4 separate regions of the Homo sapiens genome follow, and regions 2, 3 and 4 are each linked to region 1. A link is a contact called in ENCODE Hi-C or POLR2A ChIA-PET data. All regions are on one chromosome and are shown on one strand. The core of a region is the stretch at or near the end of the contact, and the rest is flanking DNA. Distances in the headings are between cores, read along the strand shown. Region 1 overlaps RNFT2 (ring finger protein, transmembrane 2). Region 2 overlaps MED13L (mediator complex subunit 13L). Region 3 overlaps MED13L (mediator complex subunit 13L). Region 4 overlaps MED13L (mediator complex subunit 13L).

Region 1 (4,339 bases), core at 815-3,314:
GAGCCACTGCACCAGCCTGATTTTTGTAGTTTTTACGTCTTCTTCCTTGCTGTTATTAAAGGTGAGAGCATAAGCTGTATAACCTTGTCCCTTCCACGCCTAATTTCCTACTCAGTTCCTCTGATTTTCCTCTCCTCTCAGCTACCAACAGAGGACACTACTGATTGGGAAACCAGAATGCCAAACTTGTCACTACTGTAGTACACTTAAGAATTAATAGGCTCTGAAAAGCACCACAGGGACTTCACTGTAAGTAAAGTATATGTAGCAAGGGGCTTTTGAACTTCCTAGAAAGTATGGAGTAAGACCACACTTTACACTCAAACAAACCTGAGTTTTGAGCAGCACTGCTCACCATCCTAAGCCACCAATTCTTTGCATTTACTCCAAAAATATTTCAGTGTCATATTATGACAGGCACTGCGAAGGTGTTGGGGATAAGATGATAAATGAAAGAAACAGACCAAAACAGAGTCCCTGCTCTCATTTCATTGGGGGAAATCACCATTAAACTATATCAACACGCAAATATAGAACTTCAAGTTTCAACAAGCACTAGAGACAAATAAAAACAATTCATGGAGAATTCGTTTAGGGAAACGGGAAAGGGCTTTCTCTGTGGGATGGACATTTGAGCTGAAACTTGTACTTCCTTGACATCTGACTTTGGTTTTAAAAAATATTTACCAGCCTGGGCAACACAGGGGAGACCCCCTCTCTACAAAAAAAGTCTTTAAAAAATTATCTGGGGCATGGTGGCACACACCTGTGGTCCCAGCTACTCGTGGGGCTGAGAGGGGAGGCTCGCTTGAGCCCAGGAACTCAAGGCTGCAGTGAGCTGAGATCGCACCACTGCACTCCAGCCTGGGTGACAGTGAGGCCCTATCTCAAAAAAAAAAAAAAAATCCGCTTTTTCGTCTGCAAACCTGGGCTGGTAATATCCCTCCCAGCTTTGCCCTTAGTAACAGGCCCTGGCTCAGTGCCTGGTTCAGCACTGCCGTTCAGTAAATGTCATGTCCCTTCCTTCCTGTCGTTCCTGGCTGTGTATGTTGCTGGAGGTCTTCTGAGGAGTGGTGTGAGTGAGCAGTCTCTAAGCGATGGGAGAAATCTGCTGCTGGCAAGTGAGTTGTGAAGCCTCTAATAGGCTCTCACTGGACCCTCTTCAACTGGGTTTGATGGCGACCCTGTCGGAGAGAGAAGGGAGGGTGTATCGTCCACTGTCAACATTCGGAAGCCTTCCTCTTTTTCTGGGGAAGGTGGTGTCGAGTAATTGAAAGGCTCTGCTGTAGAGTCAAGTCACCTGGGTACAAGTCCCAGTTCTGCAGCAAGTAACTTGACCTCTCCGAGCCTTGTGTTCTCATCTGTAAAATGGTCCGTATAATTCCTCTACAGTGGTCTGTCATGTGGAACAGGACCCAGCATTGCGGGGGCACGCCGCAAGTGGGACCGTTACCACTGTTTACACCAGAGCAAGGAGGAACTGGGGTAAAGGTGCAGAGGTTTGGGGTACAGGTAAGGAGAAGAAAAAGGCTGTCAAAGGGCTCATTCACATCATGGAGGTCCGGGTTCCTGCGCCACCCTTCCCTACGTGGGTAATCTGGGGCAGATTCCTTTATCCCTCTGATCCCGTTTCTTCGTCTGTAAGACACAGCTCCACAACTTCCTTCACTCAGTGGCTGTGAAATCCTGCAGGCAAGCCGCGTCGCATGGCCCCTGACTTCAAGTTTAGGGGAGCTGATGAGGTCACTCCCTGCTGGACAAGGGGTCTTCGGGGTGAAATGTCCAAATAAGAGAGCGGGGAGTGGACGCGCAAAGATGCGTCAAAAGGATGGAAAAGGCAGCTTTGCCCTTCGCAAACTGAGATCTCCTTTGTCCGCGAAGGGCTAAGAGCCTCAGGCTCGGGGGCCTGGTACCGGCGCGGGACGCCCGGAGGCCAGACCCGGAGCCGGCGGCGCGCAGAGCGGGGCGGCCCGGGGCGCGGGGCTGTGACCTCATCGGCCGGCGCCGTCCCGCGGGGCCATGAGATCATGAGATGCCGGCGCTCGCCGAGGAGTCGATTTGTTGGGAGCGCGGGGACAGCCGGCCGCCCGACGCGGTGATCTCATCCGGGCCCGGGGGAGGAGGAGGCAGGCGGCCGGGCCAGCCCGCGCCGCCAGGAGGGGGATTAATGGCTGCCGCCGGGTGGTGACGTCACCGGCAGCACCCGTTGCCAGGCAACGCGCGGCCACCAGCCCCGCCCCGCTGGCCCCGCCTCCTACCTGCTGCGCTTCTTTCCATCCTGGCTCGCCCTTCTCTTGCCTTTTTTCCTTTTTCTTTTGTATTGAGGCATAACTTACATACTGTGGAGTGCCCTAATTATAAAGCTCAGTGGATTTTTACAAACATATGTAATCACTCAGATCAAAGTATCAACAAAGCTGTCCGACAGAAATATAAGAGTAGTCACACAGACGATTTTAAATGTTCTAGTAGTCACGTTAAACAACTAGAAAGGAACAGGTGACTTTAATTTTAATACTATATTTTATTTAGCCTAATGTGTCCAAAATATTATTTCAACATGTAATCAACATAAAATTTTTAATGAGATATTTTACCTTTTGTTGTTTTTCTAAGACTTTGAAATTCCTTGTTTCTTTTGCTTTTAAGGGATATTGTTTGTTTGTTTGTTTGTTTTTAAAGACAGTCTTACTGTGTCTCCCAGGCTGGAGTGTAGAAGTACGATCATGCTTACTGCAGCCTCGACTTCCCTGGGCTCAGGTCATCCTCCTGCCTCAGCCTCCCGAGTAGCTGGGTCTACAGGCGTGCGCCATCATGCCTGGCTAGTTTTTGTAGAGACAGGATTTCATTATGTTTCCCAGTCTGGTCTCGAATTCCTGGTCTCAAGGGGTCCTCCTGCCTCGGCCTCCCGTAGTTCTGGGTTTATAGGTGTGAGCCACCATGCCCAGCTATCCCTGTGTATTTTAGACTTTCAGTACATCTCAATTCAGAATAGCCACATTTCAAGTGCTCCATAGCGACATGTGACCAGTGGTTACTGGATTGGCTGTGGTGGATATGGAACATTTCCGGCATCTGGAAAGTTCCTGTGTCCTCACTTCCCCCACCAGGGGTACCCATTATTCTGAATTTTATCATCCTTCAGTTATCCTTCCCTCTCTACCCCCATAGCTTGTATCTTTTCTTTCTCTTTCTCCCACATCTTACTTTATCTCCTAAGGTCTCCTAGGGTCTCCCTTTCTCTGTTTCTCAGAGTGGCACAAAGCCACTCTGGAAAATCAGGCTGGATTTAAATCCCGGCTCCACCACTGTCTAGCAACTTCGAACAACATACCCTGCCTCTTTGAGCCTCTCTCTCCTCACCAGTTAACAGGGGCAAATAATTTCAGTGTCCATCTCCTGGGATTGTCAGAGTCTGGGGACAGCCTGCAGGTACTAAGTGTTCAACCGAGAAACTCATCACTAAACTAGAAGCCAGCCCTAGTCCTTCTCTCTTTCCTCTTGTAATCCTCTCACTTGCTGGGTCTCCCACTCTGTTCTTCCCTCCCCTGCCTCTGTGTTTGAGCTTTCTCATCTAAGAAATGGGAACGCGTCATAACTACCTACAAGAGGAGCAATTGGTGTGCCGTTCCTGGCCCCTGGTAAGCGCTTAATACGGGGGTTACTCTTCCCCTGTTGCCTTCTCACCTGGACTCTGCCTCCTGGGTGTTCTTTCTCTTCTGGCCTCTAACTCTGCCATTTCTCTCTTCCTTTCTTCTGCCCCCAGCCCCATTTCCCCCTCCTGTTTCTATCCACTTCCCTCCTTCCTTCCTGTGCTCTTCTCTAGCCTTGCTTCTATCCCCAGTCCTGCCCCGTCACACTTGTTTCTCCCACCCCTCCTGGCCGGGCGCTGCTGTGAAGTCAGTGGTCCAGCCCCGATCCCACCCCCAGCACTGGAGGAGACCCAGCACGGGCCTCAGCTCATTAGCCCAGCCCTTCAAGCCTCCAGGTCGGTGCTGGGTCTGCAGGACTCTGCCAGCTGTGGTCCCCACAACCCCACCATCCTAACAGGCCCGCAGGCCACCTTCCCAGGACAACATGTCTTTGTTTTCAGTTCCTTGTCCTGGCCGCCCACTTGGGAGCAGGACTTGTGGCCCCCATACCCTGGGGCTTTTGGGAGCCAACAGGCAGTCCATCCAGGGAAGAAAAGCAAGCAAGGAAAAGTCTCGCAGGAGGCTGAGGGCCCCCTCTGGCCCAGGAGGCTGGAAGCAGTCCCTCCTGCTTATTTTTCCACATGTGGAAGGAGGGCTTTGAAATGCAGATTCCTGGCCCTGTGCTAGCTTGCTAGCTTTAGTCCTTG
Region 2 (4,339 bases), core at 1,011-3,510, 760 kb before region 1:
TCAAAAGATGCAATAAGAGACCTTTCTTGCAGAGATAAGTTGCTAATCTTAATAAGTGTTCCCAGAAAGAGAATACCAGTCAATGGGGAAAGCTGAATTAAAAATAGTCTAGCCAACTGTAAAACAACAACAGCATAGTAGAGTAGACGGTGGTTTATGGACTTCTATATTTAGCATTACATTATCATATTCTCCAACCCCACTCAAGTAGTATTCTAAAACATTAGTGTTTCATGCCTTTTTGCAGACTGACTCACGACTATATATGTAAAATATGAATATGTTAATTAGAGGTCAAAATATGGTACAAGTATATGTACACTTTACTAATAAAGCAATAAGATACTGTGCTTAAGAAAAACACATAAAAAAAGGTTTCCATTTATACATTGATATGTAATAGATTTAATGGAATGAAAGTTTACATCTGTACATCAAGTCTGCTTAAACACATTTTTCTTTTTTTTGTTAAGACAGGGTCTCGCTCTGTCACCCAGGATGGCGTGCAGTCACGCGATCATGGCTCACTGCAGCCTCAACTTCCCAGACTCAAGCAATCCTCCCACCTGAGCCTCCCAAGTGGTTGGGACTACAGGCATGTGCCAACCCACCCAGCTAATTGTTTGTAGAGATGGGGTCTCATTGTGTTGCTCAGGCTGGTCTTGAACTCCTGGGCTCAAGCCATCCTCCTGCCTAGGCCTCCCAAAGTTTTGAGATTACAGGCATGAGCCACCATGCCTGGCCTGCTTAAACAAGCTTGATTTCACTGTCAATAACCCTCCAGTAAAAAATTATACCGTACTTTTTTTTTTTTTTTTGGTGAGGAGTTTCCCTCTTACCACCTTGGCAGGAGTGCAGTGGGTGTGATCTTGGCTCACTGCAACCTCCGCCTCCCGGGTTCAAGCAATTCTCCTGAGTCAGTCTCCCAAGTAGCTGGGATTACAGACGCCCGCCACCATGCCCAGCTAATTTTTGTGTTTTTAATAGAGACGGGGTTTCACCAGGCTGGCCAGGCTGGTCTCGAACTCCTGACCTCAGGTGATCCGCCTGCCTCAGCCTCCTGAAGTGTTGGGATTACAGGTGTGAGCCACCACACCCACCCTACATAATTCTTTTACACTGTAAAAGTATTTTATGCTTTTAAATATATTTTTAAATACATATGCTTTTAGATAAATTATTAAATTTAATTAATATTTGAAGAATGATGGAAAAGAAAAATGGATTAAGAGTAAAAAACATAAAGGAGGCACGGAGAAAAAGGCTTTAAATTATTATTTAAATCTGATGTATACACTATTACTTTTTACATAATACAAACTGAAATATACAAGAAACAAAACAAATCACTGTGATATAGAACCCCTTAAAGAAAACGCTTGGAAAATCTTTGTCTTTTCTACACTGCAGGGCAAAAAAACCCTCTAATACTAGAGGTGCAGTATGCAGTTTCACTGCTGGACTGTGTACACTGTGAGAGGAATGCAAACTAAGCGCAAGATTGCTCCTGGAGGGATCACAAAACACTGCCCAGGACACTCTCATCATTCTGTGGGCCTGGAGCATTCTCTGGATCATTAAAACTGTCTCAAGTAGTTGCCACTCTATTCGAATTAGACACATTTCTAATAAGCCTCAAATTAAAAAAAAAAAGTTAATTTTGAAAAATTCACAAAAACAGGCCGGGCGTGGTAACTCACGCCGGTAATACTATCACTTTGGGAGGCTGAGGCAGGCAGATCACTTGAGGTCAGGAGTTTGAGACCAGCCTGGGCAACACGGTAAAACCCCGTCTCTATTAACATACAAAAAATTAGCCGGGCACTGTGGCGGGTGCCTGTAGTCCCAGCTACTCGGGAGGCTGAGGCAGGAATATTGCTTGAACCCAGGAGGTGGAGGTTGTAGTGAGCCGAGATCATGCCACTGAACTCTCCAGCCTGGGCGACAGAGCAAGACTCCAAGGGAAAAAAAAAAAAAAAACTAAAAATTTGCAAAAGACAATATAAAGACAATGATTCTGTACACTTTTTTCACATTACAATTAACTGAAAGTACTACTTTGGGTTAAAAACAGTATTAAAAATTGGAGAAATATTTTAAGGTCTCAGATGTTAAGAGCAACAGTATGTATGCCAATTGTTAGACTGTATTGTGGAAGGAAATTTTAGGTTCAACTATTATCTTAAGCACACACACACACGAGATACTTGCTTTACGGAGCTTTGACTTTTGCTAAATTAATTCACTAAAGATAAATGGAAGTGAAAGCAATGAGATGAGAAGGAAGTTATGACACATACATGGCATCATCTTTAAAATGAGAAACTGAAAGCTCAAGATGATGGCATGTGGGCATATGTGTCTTCTTTTATTTTCTATCTCCTGCCTTCTTCTCCTCCCATCTCTGAGACTCCACTCATGCCAATAAACAAGCTGATCATTAAGTTAAATGCTTCTATATGAGGTCTCAGGAAACTAACTTAGTAAGACTATAGATTACTTTTCTCATCTTTAACTGAGAACATTCTAAGTTATTTTAAAGCAACTGGGTGGGTAGAGGACAAGATTTAACTTTCTTTTTTAAGTCATGAGACTCGTTTATTTTCACAGCTAAACATTAACTGTTTTTTTTAATTCCATATTATAAAATTGTTGTATTTAAATCCAGATGCATTTTTATTTTTAAATATAGAGTAGTTACAAATAATATGTATCTTTTATTTTTAAGGTATACAATAAATTCTCAATTTCTCAACACTAGGAAAGGCAATGTCAGAGGGTTATACAATTAGGCAGAACTGAGTTTACATCTTACCTATTATAAGCTGCCTTAAGTCAATTAACTTCTCGGTATTTCAGTTTTCAATGCTACAAAGTAAGATAATAATGCCTACCTCATAGATATATAAACATAAAATAAGATAAAATAAGTGATAACCTTCAGGACATGATAGTTACTAAAATTAAGTACAGTCTCCACCACAAATCAGAATGAAATCATCCCTTCATCAATGCGCATCCCAAATTACCTAATGTGAGTTTGGGAATAGATTTTAAATTTTACAGTTCAAATAAGCATGTTACAAAACATATCAGAAAGGAAAATTCAAGGCCAGGCGTAGTGGCTCACGCCTGTAATCTCAGCACTTTGGGAGGCCGAGGCAGGCTGATCATGAGGTCAGGAGATCGAGACCATCCTGGCTAACACAGTGAAACCACATCTCTACTTAAAAATACAAAAAATTAGCCAGGCATGGTGGCGGGCACCTGTAGTCCCAGCTACTCAGGAGGCTGAGGCAGGAGAATGGCGTGAACCCGGGAGGCAGAGCTTGCAGTGAGCCGAGATCACACCGCTGCACTCCAGCCTGGGAGACAGAGCAAGACTCCACATCGAAAAAAAAAAAAAAAAAAGGAAGGAAAATTCTATCCGAAATCCAAATTATGAACTATTACAGTCACATGCTAACATTAATACCTTGAATCAATTCTCTTCTATTGATTTTCTTTTTTCTGGGTATGGTGGTGCATGCCTGTAGTGCAGTTTTTTGTTTTTTTGAGATGGGATTTTGCTCTGACACCCAGGCTGGAGTGCAGTGGAGCAATCTCAGCTCACTGCAACCTCCACCTCCCAGGCTCAAGTGATCCTTCCACCTCAACCTACAGAGTAGCTGGGACCATAGGCATGAATCACCAAGACCAGCTAATATTTTGTATTTTTGGTAGAGACAGTGTTTCACCATGTTGGCCAGGCTTGTCTCGAACACCTGAGCTCAAGCAATCTGCCCACCTCAACCTCCCTCTATTGGTTTTCTATTGAACAATATTACCTTCATAGGAAATGAATAGAATAGTGTCTCTCTCTCTCTCTCTGTGTTTTTTTTTTTTTTTTTTGAGATGGAGACTCACTCTGTTGCCAGGCTGGTGTGCAGTGGCGCGATCTTGGCTCACTGCAACCTCCACCTCCCGGGTTCAAGTGATTCTCCTGTCTCATCCTCCTGAGTAGCTGGCACTATAGGCATGCGCCACCACACCAAGCTAATTTTTGTATTTTTAGTAGAGACAGGGTTTCCCCATATTGGCCAGGATGGTCTCGATCTCTTGACCCTGTGATCCGACCAACTCACCCGGCCTCAGTATATTTTTAAAACAGAGGGGGAAAACACCAAAGTGGCCCAGGTTGGAGTGAAAGCTTTTTTCACTGAGATGGCCTCACAGACCAGCACACAACATGGAGTCCCAGAGGTCTTCAGACCCTGGCTGAAAGCTGCTTTCTCTATGCCAATCAAATCTGTAAAGTACAAGATGTCCTGTACCCAAGTGGAGATGCTTTTGTGTCTTT
Region 3 (4,339 bases), core at 867-3,366, 650 kb before region 1:
CACAAATTTTATCACAAGCAACAGATACTGTCAGTTTTCCTTGAAAAACTTACCATTCATTTTGGAGAAAATACCTACCAAATGCCTAAATCTGATTGATCATAGTTTATCAGTCATTCTCTCAAGTATGATGCTCCATCTTAAGAAGTAGCTGGTCAATGCAAAACTCAAATAATTGCACGAAAGCTTTCCCTTGACACAAGGGAAGTGATTCATGTATACCTGCCATTTTCTCTCATAGAACATTAAAAAGACATGTATTAAAGGGTCAAAATTTCACACAAGTAATCATTTTTACTTTTTTTTTTGTTTTTTTTTTTTTTTTAAGAGTCACTCTGTTGCCCAGGCTAGGGTACAGTGGTGCGATCTTGGCTCACTGCAACCTCCACGTCCCAGGTTCAGGTAATTCTTGGGCCTAAGCCTCCTGAGTAGCTGGGATTACAGGTGCCCGCCACCATGCCTGGCTAATTTTTGTATTTTTATTACAGATGGGGTTTCAGCATGTTAGCCAGGATGGTCTCGAACTCCTGACCTCAACTGATCCACACGCCTCAGCCTCCCAGAGTGCTGGGATTACAGGGCATGAGCTGCAGCACCTGACAAATTTTTACTCTTTCATCACAGACATTCTTAAGGAAAATCTAAGGTTTTGTCTTCTGAAGAATACAACTACCAGAGTTGTTTGCTGTTACTGCCTTGATTCGTGCTAAGGCACCACCAGCAGTTTTATCCCTAATTGCTTTTGCATCATCAGTACAAATGTCAACAAAGTTGAAAAAGGCAAATAATGTCTTCATATTTTATAAAAATAGTTTTTTTGACTTGTGGGATCTCCCGAAACGGTCGAAAAGACCCACCCCACAACCCTACTCCCTTGATGGTTGCAGACCATACTTTGAAAACTGCTGGCCTAACGTTTGTCAAGGGAGTATCAAACAAACAGAAATCTGCCCACTGGAAAGTGATGCCTGGAACAGCCACATGGCTTTTTCATCACAGAGATTTCTTTCAGCTGCAAAGATAGGGGCTCCCTACCTGGGAAGGCAATGGATTTATGCAGCCAGCTCAAAATCTTTATATGGAGTTAAATACTTCACCTACAACTTACATCTTCTTCTTATGGAATAACATGAAATAAATTTCTGCCTACAGTGGAAACTATTTTATAGGTCTCCAAAAATCCAACACTTTTTTTCCTCTCTAGGCTAAACAAATCCAGTTGCTTTAACCATTCCTCATTTACAGAATCCTCTGATTTAGCCCCATCCCAACCACCTTCCTCTTGCAATGGCTCCAGTTTTTTAAGTCCTTCTTAAAACAAAGCTTTCTAAAATGAGCACAACACTCCAGATATCTCTGATGAAGATAAAGGCAACTGAAACCATTAATTTTCCTGATCTGGGTACAATCCTTCTGTAACATAGCCTCGATACCATGTTAGCTTTATTAGTCACATACCAAAACATCCAGCTCTTTTCCACTCACAGTACTGAGAAGCCCTATTTCCCCCTTCAATATCTACCAACCAATTTTTTTAAAAACCTCAATGCAGGACTTCACATGTATTCGTATTAAATTCTGCCCAGTTTCTGACATACACAGACTAATGATAATCTTTGGGAAATTTGGGTCTACCATAAATACTCGCTGTCCCTCTCAGCTTTTTTAATCAACTTCATGAAGATTTTATAAATGACTTCTTTCTCATTATCTAAGACTTTTGTTATTGCTTCTAATCAGCAAGTATTGAATAAGATAAAACTACAGGGAGAGCCCAGTGACCTAAAACTGCAGCTCATCATTCTGGTTCAAACAACTCAATGAAGATCCACTTAGGTATATAATCCCCTAACACACACCCTATGTAACACACTCCTATTTCATATAAGTTAAAATTCTACATAACTGCTTACTTCTAATCAATGACTCTAAAAAAGAACCCAAGAGTTCTTTTATAAAATGAAAGAATCACATTTCCGGATGTAAAAAATTCAACCAGATGAGAACACTAGCATATGATTCACCCCAGCTAGCTATACTGAGAAAGGTCACGTCAAACTGCCACTGCATTGTTCCAGGTAGCCTGCTATGTCACTGCCGCAGATATTTTTTTGGCCATATATCTCAGACTATCTGAAAGGACTGCCTCTTCCAGGTTTCACTCTCTAGAAATGAGAAACTTCCTGTTTTCCGTAAATGGTTACAGAAAATGCAAGTATATTTTATACAGTTTAAGTCTCTTTCTATTCCACATTAGTTACTTCATCGGGAATGCTAACAGCATGTACCTCCAGGCAACACAGCATAGTGAAAAGTGTTGAAGGCAAAAAGTCCTACAGTTCTAGCTTCTTTGCCACTTAAAAATGAGTGACCTTACGCTTTCACTTTGCATCTGCATGACTTATCTGTCAATTTGTGGGAATCGCGACAGACTCAGAAAATTGCATATTTCATAGCATTACGGTGAAGAATAATCGAGATTATATATATGAAAATAACCTCATAACCTGGTTGGTACAAGCAAAGTCCTCAATACAGATTAGTTTCCATCCTTCCTGCCACAGTGTCTTGCAAGGAATAAGCACTCCCACACTGTAGCATTATGTTCCCTTCCAACCCATTTAAGACAAAAAAAAAAAAAAAAAACAAGTACTATTCCGTGCTATACAACAGATAAAAGTTGTCACTCCCAGTCCAGGAGCTAAGATGTGTCACAGAAGACATTACATACTGTGAAATAACAGATCAGAAAATACACCTTGCTTATTTTAGGATACAAGTGCATGGCACACTAGAACAACTCAGGAAAAAAAAAAAAAAAGTCTGCCAAATTGGTGATTCTATATCATCAATCTAAAAAAACTATCACTCATGGAAAAAAGACATAAAGTATAGGTTTAAGAATAAAATATTTTCAATCAAAAACTCCTTTCTCATGTTTAAAAAATGACATTACTACTTTAAAATAAAAACTTCAATGGCTAAATATAACTTGACCAGGTATGGCACTGTAGGTTTTCTTCAAATGAAACTATCACATGTATCAATATATATAAAACCATTACAGACAGAGACAAACTCAAGAAACTATGTTGCAGTGATCCAGAGACAAAGGTAAGGACATAGATAGGACTTACTGTATTTTAATAAGGCACAGGACTGTCTTATTTTAAGATGACAGTATATAAATCAATAAAACGGGCACTTTATAGCATAAGAAAAATGTGTTATAATGAAAAATAATTATACATTTTTGTTTTATAGTTCTATTAAACTTGTCTCCTTTCCTTGCAACAGTGGTAAAAGCATTTCAATCCGAGATGTTTAACATACTGCAATTCCTTTCCTCAACTGCCTTACAGAGCATGCATTTGCTGGATAACAAAACGAGAAATTCACATAAGTTGCCTTAATTTATAAGGAATCAGGAGCACAAAGGACTATCCACATGAAAGGTCGACTGGGTAAATATTCTCATATTACACCATAAAGGAGAAACAGAAGAATGGAAAAGCCAGGATAACCCAGTGCAAACATGTATGTTAAATCTGAGCTTTGGGAGGCCAAGGCGAGAGGACACCTTGAGGCCAGGAGTTTGAGACCAGCCTGGGCAACATAACAAGATGCCCATCCCTACAAAAAAGTAAAAATTAGCCCAGTGTGATAGCACTGTAGTCCCAACTACTTGGGAGGCTGAGGCAGGAGGACTGTTTGAATCCAAGAGTCCAAGGCTGCAATGAGCTATGATCATGCCACTGCACTCTAGTCTGGGTTACAGAGCAAGACCCTGTGTCTATCAATCAATAAAAATAAAAACTCAAAAACTTAACCCCAAATTTTCAGGCAAAAGTTAACAGAAGTACTACACATTTTAAAAGGCAGTAACCGAAAGAGACGAAGGTTTCTTAGTGACTAAGCAGAGAAAGTACCAGTCACAACTGTAGAAATTAGAAGCCGTCACATAAGATGCAAGGTTTCTTTTGGATAGATAAAATGAACAAATTAAAAGAAATTCAATTTAACTGCCCAAGGGTAAATGATAATTCTAAGACACAAACACCTGAAAGAGTAATAGGTAGAGAGACACTGATTCATTTAAATGATCAAAACTATCCATTTTCTATGTAAAAGCTAGAGCTACATCTAAAAAGAATTAGATACAATATTTACAAACTCGTTTTTGTTTTGTTTTTTTTTTTTTACTGGGAAAAACAAAAAAGGTTTGGCTAAAGGAACCTAAGGTCAAAGCATATCTGACTATTCGATTTTGCTAACAGATAGGCCCCATAATGACTAAGTTTCTCCAATCCAGATTTTGGTTAAAATATTGATGCCTATG
Region 4 (4,339 bases), core at 584-3,083, 620 kb before region 1:
TCAAAGATTAAAGCTGATCAAAGTAGTTAGCAAAAAGACATTAACAAAGTTCAATTTCACTATTAAAAAGCTCCAATTAACTTTCCAGCCTTTCAGCAATTTACAAAACTTTACCAGAACCTAAATAAGTTTACTCAATCAGAATATTTCCTATCTCCAATTTTTAAAGATGTAGATGTAAATGACAAAAGAAGAGAAGATGACGGAAGGGTATTTAAAAAAACAAAAAACAAAAAAATAACCCTGTCTATACCCACACCCCTACTTCTTTTTTTCTTTTGAGACAGAGTTTCGCTCTTTTTGTCCAACCTGGAGTGCAATGGTGCAACCTCGGCTCGTCGCAACCTCCACCTCCTGGGTTTAAGCGATTCTCCTGCCTCAGCCTCCTGAGTAGCTGGGATTACAGACTTGCACCACCACGCCCAGCTAATTTTGTATTTTTAGTAGAGACAGGGTTTCTCCATGTTGGTCAGGCTGGTCTCAAACTCCCGACCTCAGGTGAGCCACCCACCTCCGCCTCCCAAAGTGCTGGGATTACAGGCATGAGCCACCACTCCCAGCCACCCCTACTTCTTTTTAAGTACAGGGTATTTCCTAATCATAGTAAAAATCATTCAGGACTACTTCATCTACAAATCCTCAATCCATCTGATCAAATTCACCTTAACCACATTCAAAAGCATCACGAAAATATTAAGCCCACAATGCTAAATAAACTTTGGCTGAACTGCATAAAGAGAAATATTTATATGTTCTAGAGAATATGAAAAGATTCACAAGATTGTTTAAAAAATCAAAAGCTTGTTAAAAATAAAATATGACTGAAATATAATAAGCTAGAAATAATTTTTTTAATTTACTGGAACTTCCAATCAAGATGGCATCATAAATTGCTTTGAAAACCCACCCTGTTTCAAATACAAAGCAACAACAGGCAAAATCCTGGAGAAGACATTTTAAAGACCTACCTAACTAAAAAAGACCAGCATCACCATGAAACAGAAATATGTAACAGAGAGTGGGCAGAAGGTATAGGGCTGCTAGGCTCTGGTTTCAGAAGGAACCAGTGAAGGCCTAGGTTTCAGATCCTATAGAAACAGGAATAAAAGTGGCCCACCTAAGATAAGGGACTGAGGCCGAAATTGGGCTGAAAACAAACTGCTACTAACAGCTGCCTGGGGGTAAGTAAGCTGTGTGGACTTTCAGGAAGTATGTCTTCTCAGAAACTGAGTGCCTAGGAAAGTGAGAATACTAGGGCTTCAGCCACACTATCCCACTGCCTGGCCAACTGGAACAAAGATGCAGGTGTATCTACCATCAGTGGGAGACAAGTGCCCTCTGCTGCCAATCTAAGACCTTGGTGGGGGTGGGGGCAACAGGGAGAAGCAGTTAAGAATACGTGCAAAACCACTAGAAGGGACTGTGGGGAGTGGGGGGACTTCCCAGTCAAAGCTGTACCATGACATAAAGAAAACGAATAAAAACACAGCAACTGAAATACAAAATCCCTTCAAACAAAATAGAAACAGAAAAGCCTGAAAATAGTATGCTTAAAATTTTTTTCTTTTTTTGAGATAGAGTCTGGCTCTGTCACCCAGGCTAGGGTAGCACAATCTCGGCTCACTGCAACCTCCGCCTCCCAGGTTCAAAGCGATTCTCCTGCCTCAGCTTCCCAAGTAGCTGAGATTACAGGTGTGCGCTACCACACCAGCTAATTTTTGTATTTTCAGTAGAGACAGGATTTTGCCATGTTGGCCAGGCTGGTCTTGAACTCCTGACCTCAAGCGATCCACCCACCTCAGCCTCCCAAAGTGCTGGGATTACAGGCGTGAGCCACTCTTTTACTCTTTATAAAAGAGTAAAATTTCTTTTATAAAGGGAAAAAAAATCACAACAAGCAGAAGTGAAACAAGGCTAGGTGGAAATGAAAAAGAATTTAAAAGCTAAAGAATGAATATTTTAACTCAAAGTAAGTTTTAAATAATTTTAAAATAAGCAATGGAAATGAAAAACTGAGTAAGAGATAAAATGTAAACAGTAAAAATTGAAAAGGAGTTAATAAACTAGAGAATAATAATGAAGAATTTAACTAGAAAGTTGCAGAGGCAAAGAAGTTTTAAAGATATATTATGGAGGCCAGAAAACAAGGTTCAATGATATATTTAACAGCAGTTTCAGAACAAGCAAAGAGGCAATGAGAAAAGAAAAAATTACACTGAATCATATATTATCCAGATCAACAACATAACAAAGAAAATTATAACCTAATGGATAATCTAACTTTCAAGTAGCAAGAAAAAAAATTACTGGTTGAACTCATCTAGCTTAATTTTTAAATTATATTTTTTACTGTTGACCTCACTTTAGAGGGCCAAATTGTGTACAGAATACATGCTACCCAAGAACACCACAGAGGTCCTCTGGGTGTTTCCACAGAGCAAAATTGAAAACAGGGCCAATAAGTAAGGTGCAATTAACAAAAAAAAAAAAAGTCTGACTGGCCCAGTCTTCGGCTTCGGCTGCAACTTAATAGTCCTTTAAATTCAGTTTCTAACACCCAGAGAAATGACACATGAGATAAGAGTGCTTTCTTTCCAAAACGGTGGCAATAAAACTTGTGATTGGGGTAGAAGAGTACTAGAATAGTAGATTACAGAATTGAGTAACAGGATTTCTTGTTAACTAAAACCAAATATACAATCAAAAAGCAAACCTACTGCCATCAACACAATTTATTCAATCAGAAGTATCTTTTAACCTTTCTCTCCAAATTTAAAATAAATAGAAAAGTAATAATGCTGATAATTTAGGCTGCATTTATATTATAAAATTTTAACTCTCTTTTTGGTGGTCCAGCTGTGTCTACATAGCTTAAGAATCTGATGGTTTTATCTAAACTAGTTAAGACATACAGCTGGTTAAAGTTTTGTGTATTTTAGGGGCACTATCAGATTAATAAAAGTGCATTAATTTTAGCATTAGACAGACATGTCTTCAAAATTTGAAGGCATTTATATCTAGTTATATACTTAGTAATTCTTTTTGATGGGAATACATATCAATGGGAATCTTTCAAAGATATATAGTAGTTTGAACAGTAACCATATTAAGTCTGAAAACACAAACAATAAGACAGAACATCAGTTCAGTGTCTCTCTCTCAAGACAAAGCATACTCTTTGCTGGTGATAAACAGCACACTCACTTTACTTTAGTCTAAGCCTCCACCCACATAATCCTTAAAATTATATTAAGCTCCGGTGGATGAAAATACAGCAGCAGTCCTGCAGCCTAACTGCAAAGATGAAACCGTGTACTCGGCTGAAGGGCTGGTCTCCCTAACTAGCACGGTTCAGTCAGCATCTATCTGACAGCACAAGATACACAGCACACGCTTTCTTTAGTTATCTGTACATGTCAGTAGGACTCTGGCCCACTGCCATAAGGAACTCTATCTCTGTTCTCTGCTTTATCTCGTTGTCCATTCTTCAGTCATTTAGCACAACCACTACTTTATTTTCATCAGTAAGATGTTCTTCTGGGACACAAATGGGAGCTCCAACTGCTTCAAAAGCAGTTACTTGGCCAGGCGTGGTGGCTCACCCCTGTAATCCCAGCATTTTGGGAGGCCGAGGCGGGCGGATCACCTGAGGTCAGGAGTTCAAGACCAGCCTGACCAACATGGAGAAACTCCATCTCTACTAAAAATACAAAATTAGCCGGACATGGTGGCGCATGCCTATAATTTCAGCTACTCGGGAGGCTGAGGCAGGAGAATCATTGAACCCAGGATTCGGAGGTTGTGGTGAGCAGAGATTGTGCCATTGCACTCCAGCCTGGGCAATAAGAGTGAAACTCCGTCTCAAAAAAAGAAAAAAAGGAAAAAAAAAAAGCAGTTACTCACCAGCTGCTAGCTAAAAATCATGAAAATTAGAAAGCAACTCTTTATGATTTTTTAATCAAAGTAGTGTAACATTTTAAATTGGCATTTATCACCCAGCAATCCATTTCTTTTGTAGAAAGCCAAAAGAATTTTAACATGTTCATATAAAAGCAAGAATTTCCATTGAAAAGAAATTTTTACAGAGAACACTTATTTAGCAAACACCTATGAATGCACAAAGTCATTAACAATAATACCATCAATAGTGCTTATGTATGGCAGATAACCAAAACATGATGTTATTTGTTACTTTCCTTCCACACACCAAGAACCCAATAATTTTTACTGCATATATTACATATTTTAAGTACCAGAGAACTACAATGTAAAAAAAAATTCTTTTTAAAATATTTCATCTTTTCCTCCTGCTTAGGTCTCAACTGTACCATCCATCTTA

The links. Hi-C counts contacts between places; a loop is a spot of excess contacts on that map. ChIA-PET counts read pairs that join two places held with the same protein, here RNA polymerase II (POLR2A). Pooled maps may share reads with other maps.
Region 2: a loop to region 1 is called in a pooled map, with 6 times the contacts of the local background. The contact joins two enhancer-like sites. A Hi-C loop is called at or near these places in 7 of 50 pooled maps. POLR2A ChIA-PET finds 5 or more read pairs at or near these places in 2 of 52 experiments (IMR-90 and T-cell).
Region 3: a loop to region 1 is called in a pooled map, with 3 times the contacts of the local background. The contact joins two enhancer-like sites. A Hi-C loop is called at or near these places in 1 of 50 pooled maps. POLR2A ChIA-PET finds 5 or more read pairs at or near these places in 2 of 52 experiments (CD8-positive, alpha-beta T cell and activated T-cell).
Region 4: a loop to region 1 is called in a pooled map, with 4 times the contacts of the local background. The contact joins two enhancer-like sites. A Hi-C loop is called at or near these places in 2 of 50 pooled maps. POLR2A ChIA-PET finds 5 or more read pairs at or near these places in 3 of 52 experiments (A673, CD8-positive, alpha-beta T cell and activated T-cell).

What each region holds. Positions count from the first base shown.
Region 1 is chr12:116,817,432-116,821,770 of GRCh38, forward strand. The region is part of intron 7 of RNFT2 (ring finger protein, transmembrane 2); the gene reads left to right. Among named protein-coding and RNA genes, the nearest start is that of HRK, 62 kb to the right of the region's middle. RefSeq lists an enhancer at 1,692-1,741 and a silencer at 1,942-2,301. Within about 2 kb of position 2,065, at least 40 of the 41 ENCODE cell types and tissues checked have a DNase peak (open chromatin) inside an H3K27ac peak, as active enhancers do; they include CD8-positive, alpha-beta T cell, where a contact is called at or near this core.
Region 2 is chr12:116,058,616-116,062,954 of GRCh38, forward strand. The region is part of intron 4 of MED13L (mediator complex subunit 13L); the gene reads right to left. Among named protein-coding and RNA genes, the nearest start is that of MIR620, 88 kb to the right of the region's middle. Within about 2 kb of position 2,261, at least 7 of the 41 ENCODE cell types and tissues checked have a DNase peak (open chromatin) inside an H3K27ac peak, as active enhancers do.
Region 3 is chr12:116,170,300-116,174,638 of GRCh38, forward strand. The region is part of intron 2 of MED13L (mediator complex subunit 13L); the gene reads right to left. Among named protein-coding and RNA genes, the nearest start is that of MIR620, 24 kb to the left of the region's middle. Within about 2 kb of position 2,117, at least 5 of the 41 ENCODE cell types and tissues checked have a DNase peak (open chromatin) inside an H3K27ac peak, as active enhancers do; they include CD8-positive, alpha-beta T cell, where a contact is called at or near this core.
Region 4 is chr12:116,193,903-116,198,241 of GRCh38, forward strand. All of the region lies in intron 2 of MED13L (mediator complex subunit 13L), which reads right to left. Among named protein-coding and RNA genes, the nearest start is that of MIR620, 47 kb to the left of the region's middle. RefSeq lists an enhancer at 3,282-3,576 and a silencer at 3,282-3,576. Within about 2 kb of position 1,834, at least 3 of the 41 ENCODE cell types and tissues checked have a DNase peak (open chromatin) inside an H3K27ac peak, as active enhancers do.